Linked DNA regions of Homo sapiens: region 2 is linked to region 1. A link is a loop called in an ENCODE intact Hi-C map of the cell type or tissue named here. Cell type or tissue: endothelial cell of umbilical vein. All regions are shown on one strand.

Region 1 (8,000 bases):
ATTCTTTTTCCAATGTTGTGCCTCTCCTTAGCCATGGTAAGAATGATTCAACTTATTTGTGAGTCAATGGAACAATAATAAAAGTCCCACCTTATCTATCACTGAACTCTTAGGTTTTGAAATACAGATACAACTTTTTTTTTTTTCTTCCACAAGGCTAAAGAGGTTTTACTTAAAGATGATATAAATTTATAGGTTTTATTTTTGGCCACTGGAGGGCTCTCATATTTTTCCACTAATGAAATAGAAGCATGACTAAAAACTGAAAATGTAAGATAAATGTTTAAAGTGAGTGATCTTATGGTTTGTGCCAAAAACTAGATGAGATGAAATTTAGGGACAAGCGACTCTGATGCTTTAGAGCAGTGATTTGGATACTTAGGGCAGTTGCTGAGTCACTACCAGTAACTTTCAATGGAGGTCCTGAGAAATGACAAGGATAACTAATCCTTTTTTGGAAGGCCTCCTTTTCGTCTTATTCCTAAACTCTATTTACCACCAGAATCTCTCCTTATCAATGACTTTCCCTAATCATTATACCATATTTGTGCCCCCTGGCCTCTCTTATGAACTCTAGCAGTAATCCTCCTACATAGCCTTTGGTGCTGATCTGTGTTTCTGGATCTGCTCGGGTCAATCATATAGTGCTGTATACTTGTGTTGTGATGTCAGACTTTCTAGAAATGGTCAGGTTTGTACACAAAGGAAGGCAGTCAGCAGTTTGGATTACAGTGACCACATGGATATAGTGATCTTAGGTCTGATCTCAACTGTTGTGGATACTCAACAAATAGGTAAGAATTGCTGCAGGTATTTTTGGAAATAGTAATATTCCATCGGAAAAGCAATATAATTGTCTATTTGACCTCCTATAGGAGGTCTACCTGGCCTGAAACAGTACTCCCAAGCAGCAGCTACAGGTGGGGACAAAGTCTGGCTCTTTGGTGAAACATGTGGGAAGACCCATGGCATCATCATTCAAGCAAGCTAGGGTGTCAGGGGAGGGTTGAACAAGTAAATCATGATGGAAAGGTTTAAGATATGCAAACATCTTGGGTGTTAGTGGAGAAAGCTTCAGCTTAGAAGATACACAAGTATCCAGAGATTCACCTGTGATGATCAAATACCCAGCCTGGAGCAACATGAGTAATTCCAGATCCCACCTGTGGGAACAAGCTACTGAATTCATTGTTAGTGTACTATAGGCCAAAGTCTACAGGAACTATTAGAAATTATAGGCCAAAAGTCTCCAAAACCAGCATTTGAGGAGAGTTGGCACAGGTAGTCTGAAAGTCCTCCCTGGTGACTAGGCTTTTTTTTTTTCTGTTTTTCTTTCTTTATTTCTTTTTTAAAGATATCGTGAATTCAATCTCTTGAGAGTCCTGCCTATTTTATTCTGTCTCACTGACTTTGAACTTTAGTGCATAAATAATACTCATATTGATCCTAGAGTTTCTTTCTGTATGTGATTTTGCTCTTGTTTTTCTTTGCCTATCAAAGACAAGATTGTTGAAATGTTCCATTCTTTATGTGTAAAGTTTAACTCTTTCATAACCCCTTCTACTTCACTTAAAAATAGACACTATGATCATTATCAGTCTCTAGAGTATATACTGAAGTAGGTTTTTTAAAATTTGTATTTTGTTTTTAATTGATACATAATAATTGTACATACTTACAGGGTACAGTATGATGTTTATAATACCTATATACATTGTATAATGATAAAATCAGTATCATTAGTATGTCTATCACTTCAAACATTAACAATTTATTCATGGTAAGAGTATTCAAAATCTTCTCTTCTAGCTATTTTGGATTATACAATGCATTATTGTTAACTATAGTCACCCTACTGTGCAAAAAACCATCAGAACATATTTCTCTTATGTAACTATAACTTCCTACCCATTGAGTAACCTCTTCTTATCATCCCCCCATTCCTCACCCTCCAACCTCTGGTAATCACTATTCTACTCTCTACTTCTATAAGATCAACTTTTTTAGATTTCACATAGGAGTGAGATCATGCAGTATCTACCCTAGAAGTGGTTTCTTTAAAGTTGCCTTTCATTAGTTAATAATAATAATGTATCAGTATTGGACTATTCATTGTGACAAACATATCATAGTAGTGTAAGATATGCAAGATGAAAATAATAGAGAAAACTGGTATGTGCAGGGGGAATGTATATGAACTCTCTGTAATATCTCCTCATTTTTTTTTTTGGTAAGTCGAAAATTTTCAAAATAGAAATAATTAAAGCAGAAAAAGCAGCTGGCTATTCACTTAATATAACCCCAGTCAGTTAGGGCTAAAGGGTGAATCATGTAGGAATCTTGTCAGGGCTGCAGAGATAAGCCCTTAGAGCTTCCTAAGTTCACAGAGGCTGTGTTGGGCAGCAGTCCTGGGACTAGAGGGATGAACTATTTGGGATATTTGAGATATTTCTATTATTTGGGATATTTCTATTATAAGCCTAGTAGATTCCCATTTGGATCACTAGCCTCTTCCTGCTGCTGCCTCCCCAAAGACATCATTCTCAGGAAGCACCATCCTGCCCTATTTCACTCCAGAGCCCTGAACTGAAATCAGTTCAAAGCAGCTTCCATTATCCTTGCTTTTTAAATTTCTCATGACTTTATCTCTTGATCCCAGACATGACCTTTTATTTTTACTGGCCTGTCTCTTTGCTGAATTTTCAACTCTGGCCCAGTTTCTGCTGCTTCATTTCATCCTAACCCTTCTTTGGGCAGAAATATCTACCCCCATATTCCTTTTAGACTGTTGGTTTTCTGCTTCTTCATTTCATTCTACCTACCCTTTGGCCAGAAATACCTACCCCAATACCCTCTCAAATTGTTAATTTTTGGCAAAAGATTACTTTTAGACTGTTGGTTTTTTGATGATGATGAATATCACAACACTGTTTAAAGACAAATGACTTTATACTTAAAAGTGGAAGAGTCAGAGCTGGTGCTGAGTTGTTTTTCTTTTGAGAAACCTCTATTTCTGACACCTCCTCCTCTACTAGGAGCTGAATGTTACCTTGTGTGTCTATGTATTCAGGAACCAATGATGTTGACCCATTAGATTTGCCTCCTAATTTGTACCTAACTCTTCCTCTCCACTTCACTATTGAAAATATTTTCAATTACAGCCTAATTTCTTTTTCTTTTGAATTTTTTCTTTGGTCAATGCCCTATGCATATTATTTTTAATTGATATCCAGTTATTCTGGGCACATGAGGGACTTATAATTTCCTACTTCCTTGAAGCTAGGCATGGCCAGGTAACTTGCTTCAGCCAATAAAATGTGAATAGAAGGGATACATGTCACTTTCTTGTAGGAACATTTATTTGCCAGTGTATGAGTCTTCTAGCTTCTCTTCTGCTGTGGTGATCATGGGAACATGTGTTGATATGGAGGTGCCATAAGATCAGAGCAGCCTAGAGTACTGACTCAACACGTGGAGGACAGCTGCCCTGGAGAGTTGCCCAGACATGCAAGGGAATTTGTATGAATGAGTAAGTTTTGTTGTGTTAAAAAATAATGAAGATTGTGGGAATGTTTTTACTACTGCATAGCCTAGAATATCTTGACTATTATTGTTGAAAAGTAATCTCAAGTGTATAATACATTGTGAGTAATTGATGATATCTGAGGGTATTACCTCTTCCAGAGTATTTCCATTGTGATAGGTGACCCCAGGGAATAAGATATCTTAACTGAGAGGAATGAACTACCTATGATGGAGTGGAAGACCCTTGGGCAAATTAGAGAAGATGACATTTTGAGATAAAGCAATCTTTCTTTGTTCTCTAATCATACCATGATGTTGTCTGGCCAGATTCTTTTTCAAATACACATTTTAGGAAGTATAATTTGTGACAAATGCAGAAGCTGTGAGATCTAGCCTCTTGTAATACGATGCCTCTTCTAACCCGTTCTGAATACGTGATGTTGTAGGTCACTCATTGGGTCCTCAAAGTACCTAGTGTCTAATTTTTACACAGCTTGGAATGTCCTCTTTTGTGATTAATAATAATAATTCCTTTCTATTTTTTTCTGGCTATGATCCAGGCTTTAATATATGTTTTTGCTATTCTGTTCAACTACCCTGTGAGGTATTACTTCCAAAGGTACATGGTTATGAAGTGATAGAAGCATGAATTGAACTCAGATCCTCTTGAGAGTATATGTTCATTTCACCATGAGGTCTTTCTTCTCTCTCCTTAGGTGGAACTCACATTTCTTCCAATTTAAGCTGCACCTCCTCAGTGATGTGGCCCCCCTAATAGTCCTCTACACAGTGACCCCTCCTCCTTTGGAATCGTTATTGTCATTTGGAACCATAGTAGCTTGTCTCCAAAGATGGCCTTCCAGTAACTCATGCTTCCTGATGATCAGGCCCTAAATAGGTTGTCCTTGTGACTTCCATCTTGACCCATAGAATGTGGTGGAAGTAGCATTGGATGACGTCCAAGGTTAGTTCATAAAAAGCCTTGTGGATTCTTCCTCAGCCTCTAGAAACACTTGCTCTTGGAGCGTATGCTTTGAGGAAATCCAAATGTCATATGAGATGCCTGAGACCACCTATCTCAGACTATTGTGGGAGAGACTACTGTGCTGTGAAGAAGTACAAAGTAGCCATGTGAAGATACCATACGGAGAAAGACAGATGCCTAGGTAGCCCCTAGCTGTGCCAGCCATCCCATCAGAATCACCACACATAAGAGTAAAGGAATCATTGTGGATGTCCAGCCTAGTCAAGCCTGTAGATGATTCCAGTTCCAGTTGCCATCTGTCAGTAACTGCCTGAGACCCAAGACAAGAACCACCCAGCTTAGCCCAGTAAATCCACAGAATCACGTGTTATCATGATAATAAATTGTTTTTTTAAGCAACTAAGATTTGGAGTTTATTTTATCACAATAGGTATAATAAGCAGAAAGTTGCTGTATACTGTCCTCCCTCCCTACCTCTGGTACACTGTAATATCTGTGGACTGCTATTGTATTTTTGAATAATTAATAATTTCTATAATTGATCCATTGGCATCATCTCAGTTGAAGGCTTTCTGGGAGCTTTTCTTATTCAAGATGAATCCTCTTACTTTCTAGCTTAGTACCTGGAATATGGTAGGACTTCAACAAATGTTTGTTAATTGATTAATAAGCTCCTTGAGGCCAGCAACTGTTATTTCTACCTTTATATTTCCTATAATGTCTAGCACAGAGTTTTATTGTAGACCTTCAAAGATGTTTGTTAGTAAGGCATATGTCAATCATCATGTTCCAACATACTCTAACAAATGATTGATTCCTTTCGTAACGTGTTTCACAAAAATCCCTTCCTTGCTCTATCTCCACACTCTAGGCTTTAGCCTTGTGTGGCCATACACCTTAATCCATTCATTTAATTGTGCTATTCCCTCTGCTTGGAATGTTCTCCCCACCTCCACCCTGCCCATTCTACTTTGTGAAAACCTATTCATTCTGCAAAATTCAGCTAAAAGATTGCCTTTCCTTTAAACCTTCCCTTCCCTATTACAACACAACAATAATCTCTTTTCTTGAATTAATGTTACCTGTTGAGTACTTACCCCATGGCATTTCACTTACCACTTGTCATTGTCTCTCTTAGCCAGTGAGCTTTTCAAGGATGGAGGCTGTAGCTTATTTAACTTTAGCTTACCAGCACAATAAATGGCACAAAGCAGATGGTCAATAACTGACTATTGGATGAATGAATACATTACAAGGAGAGAACACGCATGTGAGAGATAAGAAACAAACATAGTGTTGAGTGCTTTGTCACCGCAAAGTGCTATTAATATACAATTGGCATCAACTCCCCTTGCTGCACCTGCCTATCTCATGCCTTTAATCTTTCACCACAAAGCCAACCGCCCTTCTTTAATCAATGCTGTTGCCTTTCTCTGAACCCTCTCTAGTTTGTACATTTTTATTTTTTTGGTCCTGAGATGCCTGAAGCCTCTTCATATTCAGCCCAAAATAGCACTGACCTTTCAGCTGCTATATCACCTGGCAGCTCATATCTAATTTCCTTTTGCAAGAGCCTCACTCACTTGCTTTAGCATTTCTGCTTTCCAGGTTTCTCTCACTGCTTGCTGTGTTGTTGATTGTGTTTTTCCCTCAGAGAATCTGGTTTCCATTTTTCTCTGGTTTGAACTCTACCTGGCTATTTATTCCTTTTCCCTTAGGCATTCAGTGGTGCATAATGTGGGGAGGTTGGGAAATGGGAGCCACTACCCTTTGATGATTTGTCTTCTGTGGGGGAGCCCACCTAAGACCTAGAAAATAGTGCTGTCCTAGCTCATTCTGCCTGCTCCTCAACAAATTGTTGTCATTAGCTGCTTTTCCAGCCTTCCCATGGGGTCAGAGGAAGCATTTCATGGGATTGGGATTTTGTTTGTTTATTTTTATCTTTTTGCTTTATTTTGGTTTTCCTTCCTTCCTTCCTTCTTTCCCTCCCTCCCTCTTTCCTTCCTTCCTTCCTTCCTTCTTTCCCTCCTTCTTCATTTCCTCCTGCTCTCTCCCTCTCTGTTTCTCTTTTATGTCTTTCTTTATTTTTCTATTCGAATCATACACATTCCAGATTACACGAAAATGAACCTAGGTGACATACTAAGGAAATTATTTCTCAGCATTTCTTAGAGGTATCTTTTTCAAGGCCCAGCCCCAGACTCTAGCCTACATTATTTTCTACAAAATGGTTTTCCATAGAGAAAAATATGAAGGTACGAAGGGGAGAGATGTCACTATCTCCTCCTTACCTCCTGTGAACTGAAAAAGGCCTTTTCTAATATGGAACTCTGTGTATGTCTCAGGAACTGAAATTGTAACTCAAATTTAAACAAGCAAGGAAACTATAAAATTAAACAACATACGTAATTATAAAAATCACTGCTTAAAAAGTATATAGGTTCTAGAATATTCTCTATATTTTTATGCTATTACACTTACCTATACAGTTTCTTCAGTTTAGACTAACTTTGCTCATCTTCTTGCTTTATTGAAATTCTACTTATCCTTCAAAACATCATTCAGATGCCACTTCCTCCTTGAAAGATCACCTTATCCAACCCAGATGTGAATTCTCTCTCTCCTTCACGTTCCCTCTGCTTTTTGTTTATACTGGTTTTCTAGCTCTTAAGACAGTAAATCTTATATTTGAATTACTTATAGAGGCATTATTTTTTCCCTCTAAACTGTAAACTTCTAGGGGATAGGAAAGCCAACTTATTCATTCCTGTGAGTTCTACCAAGAAGAACATAAACCGTTTGACATCATGTCCTAGAATAGTTCATTGTATTTTGGCTTTCAGAATGAAAAAAATGTGCACAGATGTTAAGTCCTGCTGAGATTCTCTGAGGTTTAGGGTCCTCCTAGACCACTGCAGCTTGGAGGTTAGGAAAAGTCCCTCTAGATGCTCTCAAGGTGAACTTAATATGACAAAGTGTTTGCATGCGTGGTTGGGAGTGGTTCTGAGTAAGGCAAAGGTAGGGGTAGTGGGAGCACAGAAGAGGAGTTTGCTTTTTAATCAGGCAGTAGAATATTTTTCATTGATGGGACTTAGTTGTGATCCCTTCTAATAGCAGTATTATAAGTAATTATTTTAACACTTAACGTTTGAGAATTTTTAAATGCCAGGCACTGTGCTAAGTGCTTTACATAGAATATAAAATACTTAATTCTTATGACAACCCTGAGATAGGTGTTATCATTATTCCTCATCCAATGGATAAGAAAAGTGAGGCCAGAAAGGTTAAGTAATTTGCCCAAGGTCACACAGCTAGAAAATGGCAGTGGTTGAATTCAAGCCCACATCAGCTGGGGACAGGATCCCTGCTCTTGAGCAAGCTATGAGTTTGTCATTCTCTGAAGGTGAAAATTCCTTTATTTTCCTGGTGTAATAGTTTCTTTACTATGTTCATTAATGAATATCAAAGGTTTTTGAGCATGATGTCACAT
Region 2 (8,000 bases), 790 kb after region 1:
ACTCCCAGGATGACCTTCCTCTGGTATTTCTGTGGGGTGTCTGTTGTTGGGGAAGCAGAAGCACAAAGCAGAAGAAACCAAGCACAGTTCCTTGCCCAGAATCACTCGGGAGGCAAAGTACAATTCCGTTCTTCCTTATGTTGGGACCTTCGGTGATTGGGTCCTCCTTGTGTGTGGAAGTACATGAAAGAAGGATAGACAAAATTAGAGCATGTTTTCGAGACCATTTGGTTCAGCCTCTCTGATTTTACAAATGAGGAGAGTGATGCAAAGTGTGGTTAAGTGACTATACCGAGGACACAGACCTACTTTATGACAGAGGCTTGGGAGCCAGATTTTAGGATGCCGGTAGTTCTAAAGTATCTAGCTGTGCTGCCGTCTGAATTTCTGGTTCACTCCATCAGGTCAGCCCATAGACACCTCCTTTTTCTTAGGTCGGACCTATCTTATTCGTTTCCTCTTTTGTTCTCTGCAGCTGCCACCCCCACTCCTACCTCCCCTATTCTCTATGTTGACATGTGACTTGGGGCACTTGCAACGTCCCTACCTAAAATTGATGTTTGCCACCTGGCTGCTGACTGGTGCGCTATGCTGCTTCACTCTGCCTGTTTCAACCCTGTGAAATATGGAAGCAGATCATAAAAAAATGGACTCCCACACATTTTGCAGATCTAAATTGGGCCTTAATATAATGTACTTGGTTATGACAAACAGGTTTTCTAGGGCATGACCGGCAGCTTAGGCTGGCTTCCCTGGTCATGTCAGTTGAATTCTTTTTTTCTTTTTTTGAGTTGGGAGTCTCACTCTGCCGCCCAGGCTATAGTGCAGTGGCATGATCTTGGCTTACCACAGCCTCCACCTCCTGGGTTCAAGCGATTCTCTTGCCTCAGCCTCCTGAGTAGCTGGGACTACAGGAGCCTGTCACCACGCCTGGCTAATTTTTTGTGTTTTTAATAGAGTCAGGGTTTCACCATGTTGACCAGGCTGGTCTTGAACTCCTGACCTCAGGTGATCTGCCCACTTCGGCCTCCCAAAGTGCTGAGATTACAGGTGTGATTCACTGTGCCTGGCCTCAGTTGAACTCTTTAAGATTATTCAACTCTTTCCTTAATTCTTAGGTAGTCAGGATTCTTCAAAACTTTATGTTTCTCTGGGAGTCAAAGGAAGTTTATGGACACAATTTCTCCATATAGTAGCTTATTTCTGAAAATAAGAAAAATGAGTAAGTTGGACCTCATTTCTTTTTCTAACAATGTGTGGGTTACCCTGGTCTTGTTGACCAGTTTATTTCCATTTCTACTTGTTGAAATAACCTTTCAAATAACCACAAGGAATTTTTAAATAACTAAGTCACTATCTTTTTCTCTAGGTTCAATTTTCTAGCACTGATAGATATAAAAGAAAGTAATAATAACATTCTTTTTTTTAGAATAATTTTTTTTTTCTTTTCAGGCAAGTAACTATTTGTTCAGGTGTAATATTCCTGATTTTATACTGTGGTGATTCCCTATAGATGACAACTGCTCAAACTCTAGCCTTCTAAATGTTAGGTACCAAATTGACCTTTTTGTAATCAATTTGTTTTTATCTAGCTTTATTAACAGCCAGCCGCCGCACCGTTGATTGGATCGACGAGGTGGTGATGTGAAACAATCGCTAAACGTGGCCAAAGTAACCAGACTGACTTTTGTGTGGTTTTTGTTTTCTGGACAAGGATTCTGTTAGTTAGAACAGCATTTAATTGTGCCCACCACAACTAAATAAAACCCACGAGACAGTTACAAATGAACTGTCACAAGAGGGGAGGAGTGAAGTAGAAGGAGCCAGAGGGAGAGCCTACAGGCCTTCTGTGAATGACCACAAACCCTCTCGACTTTGGGATTTGGCCTCCCTGGGTTGGATATGCCTGGAAGGGTCGCAGAGGTTAAGAGCCAGGAGTCTGGGGAGGCCAGGGTATTGTGTTTGGTTACAGAGGTGCCTTCCAGGTGATCACCATGGAAATGCCTTTCACTGGGGTCTCCAGAGATGAAAAATTCAGGATATGTCTATGTGAAATATGGTCTTGTAAACCATGGGATAGGGATGGGAAAAGTTGGCTTAGTCTCTCTCTCTCTCTCCACCTCTGGAGTGGCAGCTGTGTGACTCCCTGTAAACTTTCAAATGGTGGTTCTTCATGCCCGGGGATGATTCCGTGTGTCAACAAGTCTGGGCAGTCTTTGATGTAGCCACCAGCGTCTAGGCCAGGAGGCACACTGCTGCTGCCTGGTGCCCTCATGATCATTCTCTGTGCCTTCTGCTGCCCTCTCAGCCCCTGGGTCTCCCTCCCCAGGTCCTCCTTACTCCTGCTCCTGTGACGAGGGGTGGGAAGCTCCGTTTACTGATCTATATATTATTGTGTTGGTGGGAAACACTGGCTAGGCCAAATAATAATGTCTTGCAATTACTTAGCATTATCTTGGGTGTATCTCCCTTGAGAAATATATTCCTGGAAATATACCAGTAAAATGAGTTTCGGTTAGCTGAATCATATTTTATAGCCATTGAAGTTATTAATGTAGAAATTTTTCTCAAGGACAAAAACCTGACTGAGGCCATCTCAACCTCACTGAAATTTTCAGTGAAGGTTAAGAGGCATATTCTCTGATAAATACAAGGTAAGAACACTTCATGTGACAGAAAAAAAAATCCAAAATTGCATGTTCCCAATGCTAACTTCAGAGGGAGCTGCATTTTCTGAGATTATTCCGTCCTTTTACATGCAGTGATAATTACTAATATGTATTGATACTCATCATGTGCTAGGCATAGTGCTAAACCCATTGACATAGATCATTTCACATAATCCTCATAATAATCCTTTGAGAAATGGAATATGTTTATTCTGATTTACAGATTTTGAGACTGAGGTTCAAATAAGTTAAGTAATTTGCTCAAGGCCATACAGCTGTTAAATGGTAGAACTGGGACTTGAACCCACCTGGAGTCCAGATCCAGAGGTCATATTTTATTACCTCTTGACTATCTTTTTCCTGTTATAAAATAGTATAACTTCATCTTAAATATTATTTTAAAAACTCCTCAAATTTATATGCTAAAGCTCATTGGCCATGTGCTGGTGCCTTTAAATTTTTATCCCCCCTAGAGATTATAACTAAGACTAATGTCTGTGGCTACTCAACCCAGTTGGTTAGAGCTAATGGGACCAAGGTGACAAGGTTCAGCCCCCATTTGAGTCTGTTAGCTGGGCTGAGTTTCATGGCCACAGAATTAACCTTTCACCTTGGCCAGCTGCCTCACAAATGCATGTTGTTGATCAGAGAGAATAAGGAGGAGATTGTGGATAAAATGGCACAGACCGCTAGATCAGCCACCCAAGACTATGGATGGTGGTTCAGTAATGTTTTCTTTCCAATATGGGATCAGACATTATTGCCATGTATAGTAGTTTAAAACAGCATTTCTTGGTGTGCTCCTTGGAGCTGGTTATTTGTTTTAGTGTTTGTATGTGAGGAAGCGTTGTATTGCCAAGTAAGATTGGGAGTTAAAAGAGCTTTCTGAACTACAGGGCTTCCCCGAGGTTTAATATGTTAATGTGTGTTGTAAATCTCTCAGAGGGGTGTGTGTGGTGGAGTGGTTAGCATTTTCAGAATTTATTTGACCTGAGGACCTTTTCCCTGGACCAGGATTCTTAAAAACACACTTTAGAAAATTGTGTCTTAAAAATGTACTTGCTTTGTTCTGTTATTTTAAATCCCTATAGTAGTCTTTCCACATTGGGGATCAGTTACAGTTAAAAAAGACCAGTTTCCATATTCCACTAACTTCTACATGTGTGGATCTCCTTTCAGCAGGCTCTATCTTTACCTCCAAAGTGCTTCCGCATCTCTTGTCCCATTTTCTTTTTTTTGCCCTATATTTTAAACCAGGATTCTGTTGCTGGCCATAACACATACCCCAAATCAGTAACATCTCAGGGATTAGAACCCAGATCTCTGGCCCATTTTTCTTTCCAGCGGCCTATGCTGCCTCCCAGTGGACAGAGCATTTGCAAAGAGCAGAGATCATAATGCTTAATTCTTTTCTAGAAAGCGTTTGCCTGGTGTCTGTGAGCATTTCTCTGGCCTGCCATTGCTCTTGAATTATAAGGTGGCATTGTCGTAACTCTGTAAGCAAGACTGAACAACTCTCCTCCTCCCCGCCTCCCCACCACCAAAATTAAGTGCATTATTAGCAAACACTTAAAAGTTCGGAGAGGAGATTCTAAGTTGACTTACCCCAGGGAGAATAATCACGGCGGGGGGGGGGGGGCACTCAAGATGATCAGCACTAGCCCAGCCTTCTCCCAGGCTGGGGTAAGGGTTTCCTGGGGAGTGCTGAAGTGCACTTGAACCTTGTCAATGACTGTCTCCTACTCCGTTGCTCACTTGCTCTTGTCTCGGTTTAATTTTGCACAGCTCCAGTGGAAATTTCAGTGATCTGATAATTTGGAAAATAAATGAAAGAGTGGAAGATAAATTTTTATTTTCCTTTTCTCAAAAAAATTACACCCAAGTGAATAATCTTTATGCTCTATTTCTCAGTAATATTTAGATGCTACTCCTGAAGAATAGCAGAGCTGCCAAAATCAGTAGGGTTTTTTTACCAAGCTCTGCTTCAGTAATCCTATCACTTGCCTGAAGAATTCATTATAACGAAATAAACACATTAGGAACTCCTTGGTCTTTTACATCTCTAATATTTATGAAGTACTGAGGCTCTGAGCCAGCCAATAAGGAAGCTGGCAATTCACAGCAATCAGTTTAATAGGCATTGGTTGATTTGGATTGCAAAATATAGGTGCCCTGATTAGCCCTCTATATGGACTTGCGTTGTTCTTCAGCCATTCAAAAGCTACCTAATTATGAATATTGAAGTATAATGTTCTGGCTTTTAACATAAGGCACTTACCTTTTAATTGGCCATCAGCTTTGTTTTTAGCGCTTATGTACCTCCACTGGGATTCAAATGAAATGGGGAGATAATCAACCAGTAAGCAGAGAAAAGGGTAAAATGATCAGGGATAATTAAGTGGCAGCAGGGAAATTTAGGGTTAGACAACAGGGAGAGAAACAAAAGAAGGAAACTCACAGGAAACCAGCTCTCTGCCACACTGCCAGGCACACCCCTTTTGAAACCACCTTTGATTCCCTCTTTAGCTTACAGGTGGGACACATATAGACTTTGTGGCTGACATCTATCAGCTTGAGCACAAACTTGATTCCTCCCTGCGCCTAAACTCAGAGCCAGGCAGAGGGTGGGGCATTGGATCTTCACTGCACAAACTTGGCAGAGGAAAAAAGACCATTAAGTGAAGGCTAATTGGAATCTGCCCCAAACTGCACTTTGTTGGAGCTATTTACAATATCTTTCAAGCAGCTGACTTACTTACTGGGTTATTCAGTGAAGGGGCAGTGAGTGAGGGGATCGGTGGGGAGTGCTCAAGGAGAGGAAAATGACCTATACAAGGCAGTGGGTGCTTTCTTACACCTTTGAAAAATTAACTCCTACACCATCTTAGTCCTTGGTACAAAGCCTAAGTACTCGCCTTGACCACAGGGAGCAGTTCACCTCCCTTGGGTCATGTGTCCCTTTATTTTCTGAGGAAATTTATGGTCTAGTTCCAGAAAATTAGCCTAGATACACACATTTTTTTTTTCCCCATGGAATTTCAGGAAGCTGAGGAACTCCTGAAAGACCATCCATGGATCTTCTAGTTTTTTCAGGTTAAAAAAAATCCTGTTTTTAGATCCAGAAGTAGGGCTGGAAGCAATTTTTATACATAATTGTGGAGAGTGAAGTGGAGAAAGCCTAGGAAAAATAATGAGTTTGCCTTTTAAATATTTCTTTGGAGGCCAGGCGCCGTGGCCCATGCCTGTAATCCCAGCACTTTGGGAGGCCGAGGTGGGAGGATCACTTGAGCCTAGGAGTTTGAGACCAGCCTAAGCATTTGAGACCAGCCTGGTCAACATAGTGAGACCCTGTTTCTACAAAAAATTAAAGAATTAGCCAGGCGTGGTAGCACACATCTGTAGTCCTAGCTACTCAGGAGGCTGAGGTGGGAGGATCACTTGAGCCCAGGGAGGTCAAGGCTGCAGTGAGCCATGATTGGACCTGGCAGCAGAGTGAGATCCTATCAAAAAACCAGCAAAACCAGCAAATCTTTATAGAAAAACATGAACTTCTTTTAAAAAATTTGTATTAAGGTACTTTAAAAACACCATTTGTATTTGAAGATCCAAAATAGCACATCTGTTTTACTTATTCAAGCAGATTTCATAAGGCATTATTTTGAGGCTATATTTTGTTAGTGTAATTCTAGCTAATTCTAATTTTTATATGCATTGAAACATGATAAAATTATGCATCTTTAAAAATAGCCCTTTTTGCAGTTTAGGCTTAAGGAAGTTCATATGCGTGCATGTGCATTTGTGAGTATGTGGGTGTGTGTGTGCAATCTTTTTTCTTTTTTGTTCCACCTCACCACCCTGTGACATGAAATAGGGACTTGTCTATAACCATATTCTCGTGGCCTAAAATCAGGTCTGGTGCTGAGTAGGTTGCTGAATACATGATTAATTTTGTAACTGTTGACTTCAGGTTTTGAGAGGAAAGTCAAAGAAATGTTTTCCCCTATATTCTTTTCTTTTCTTTTTTTTTTTGTGATGGAGTCTTGCTCTGTCACCCAGGCTGGAGTGCAGTGGTGCGATCTCGCCTCACTGCAACCTCTGCCTCCCGGGCTTAAGCGATTTTCCTGCTTCAGCCTCCCGAGTAGCTGGGATTACAGGCACCTGCTGCCACGCCAAGCTAATTTTTATATTTTGATTAGAAACAGGGTTTCACTGTGTTGGCCAGGCTGGTCTTGAACTCCTGACCTCAGGTGATCCACCCACCTCAGCCTCCCAAAGTGCTGGGGTTACAGGCGTGAGCCACTGCGCCCGGCATTAAAAAAAAATTAATTAATTTTTTGAGATGGAGTCTTGCTCTGTTGCCAAGCTGGAGTGCAGTGGCACAGTCTTGGCTCACTGCAACCTCCGCCTCCCGGATTCAAGCGATTCTCCTGCCTCAGCCTCTGGAGTAGCTGGGACTACAGGCGCGTGACACCATGCCCAGCTAATTTTTGTATTTTTAGTAGAGACGGGGTTTCGCTATGTTGGCCTGGATGGTCTCGATCTCTTGACCTTGTGATCCGCCTGCCTCAGCCTCCCAAAGTGCTGGAATTACAGGCATGAGCCACCGCGCCCTTCCTCCCCTATTTTCTTAACAGTCTTCCTTCTCTTTCTGTCTGTCTGTATTTGTATTTTGCCTTCCTTTTCTTTTATCCCCAACGGGGGCGAGAATTAGGTTCCCAGAAACTATTATGAACATTTTCCTTGGCTGATAGCACTATGAGAAAGCATCGCAAAGGACTGCCTGGGGGGTGCTATTTAGTACAGGGGGATGGGATACGGACTGGTTTACTGTAGGTTCTCCTTCAGGGGCTGATTTAGCTTGGTGGCTCTGCAGTCTTAGGCTGGCCTAGTTGCCCATTTCATAAGCCACACAAGGCTACTGGACTGAAATAATCATGAAACAAGAGGCCATCCCTCTTGTTGCACAGTCTATCTTTTTGGCCATAATTAAGAATCATTCACGTCCAGGGTGCACATTTAGCCAATGGAGTTTCTTAACTCCTTTGAGAAAAGGATCAATGGACATACCTGAACAGAAAGGTTTCTGTGGTTCCATAATGTAAGAGTTCCAAGTGCACAGAGGATGATTCCTGAGTCTGCCCATCGAATAGGCATTTGGGTAGATTTTTTTTTTCTACAATTTGACTTCCATCTTCCTTAAGAATGAGAAGTTAGGACCAGAAGAAAAGCTCCCATCTTTCACACTAAATACGTTCTATAAAACCAAGCAACTTTGATTCTTCCTCCCTGTAAATGAACCCTGGTTGCATAGCTTTTGATGTGTCAAGTCAG

Evidence for each region. Hi-C counts contacts between places; a loop is a spot of excess contacts. Peaks named below come from ENCODE experiments on the same cell type or tissue, not always from the same donor. Only the 100,000 strongest peaks of a DNase experiment are listed, where the experiment ranks them.
Region 2: a loop joins it to region 1, with 8 times the contacts of the local background. A loop is called at or near these places in 7 of 110 quality-filtered maps.

What each region holds. Positions count from the first base shown.
Region 1 is chr1:163,820,743-163,828,742 of GRCh38, forward strand. It overlaps LOC124904447 (a long non-coding RNA gene), which reads left to right. Exons shown (of 2, transcript XR_007066704.1): 2 at 4,242-4,909. Among named protein-coding and RNA genes, the nearest start is that of NUF2, 500 kb to the left of the region's middle. In endothelial cell of umbilical vein, no CTCF peak of the experiment used is centred here; a DNase peak (open chromatin) is centred at 3,479.
Region 2 is chr1:164,614,003-164,622,002 of GRCh38, forward strand. The region is part of intron 2 of PBX1 (PBX homeobox 1); the gene reads left to right. Among named protein-coding and RNA genes, the nearest start is that of PBX1, 59 kb to the left of the region's middle. In endothelial cell of umbilical vein, a CTCF peak has its summit at 4,041 (motif pointing left); no DNase peak of the experiment used is centred here.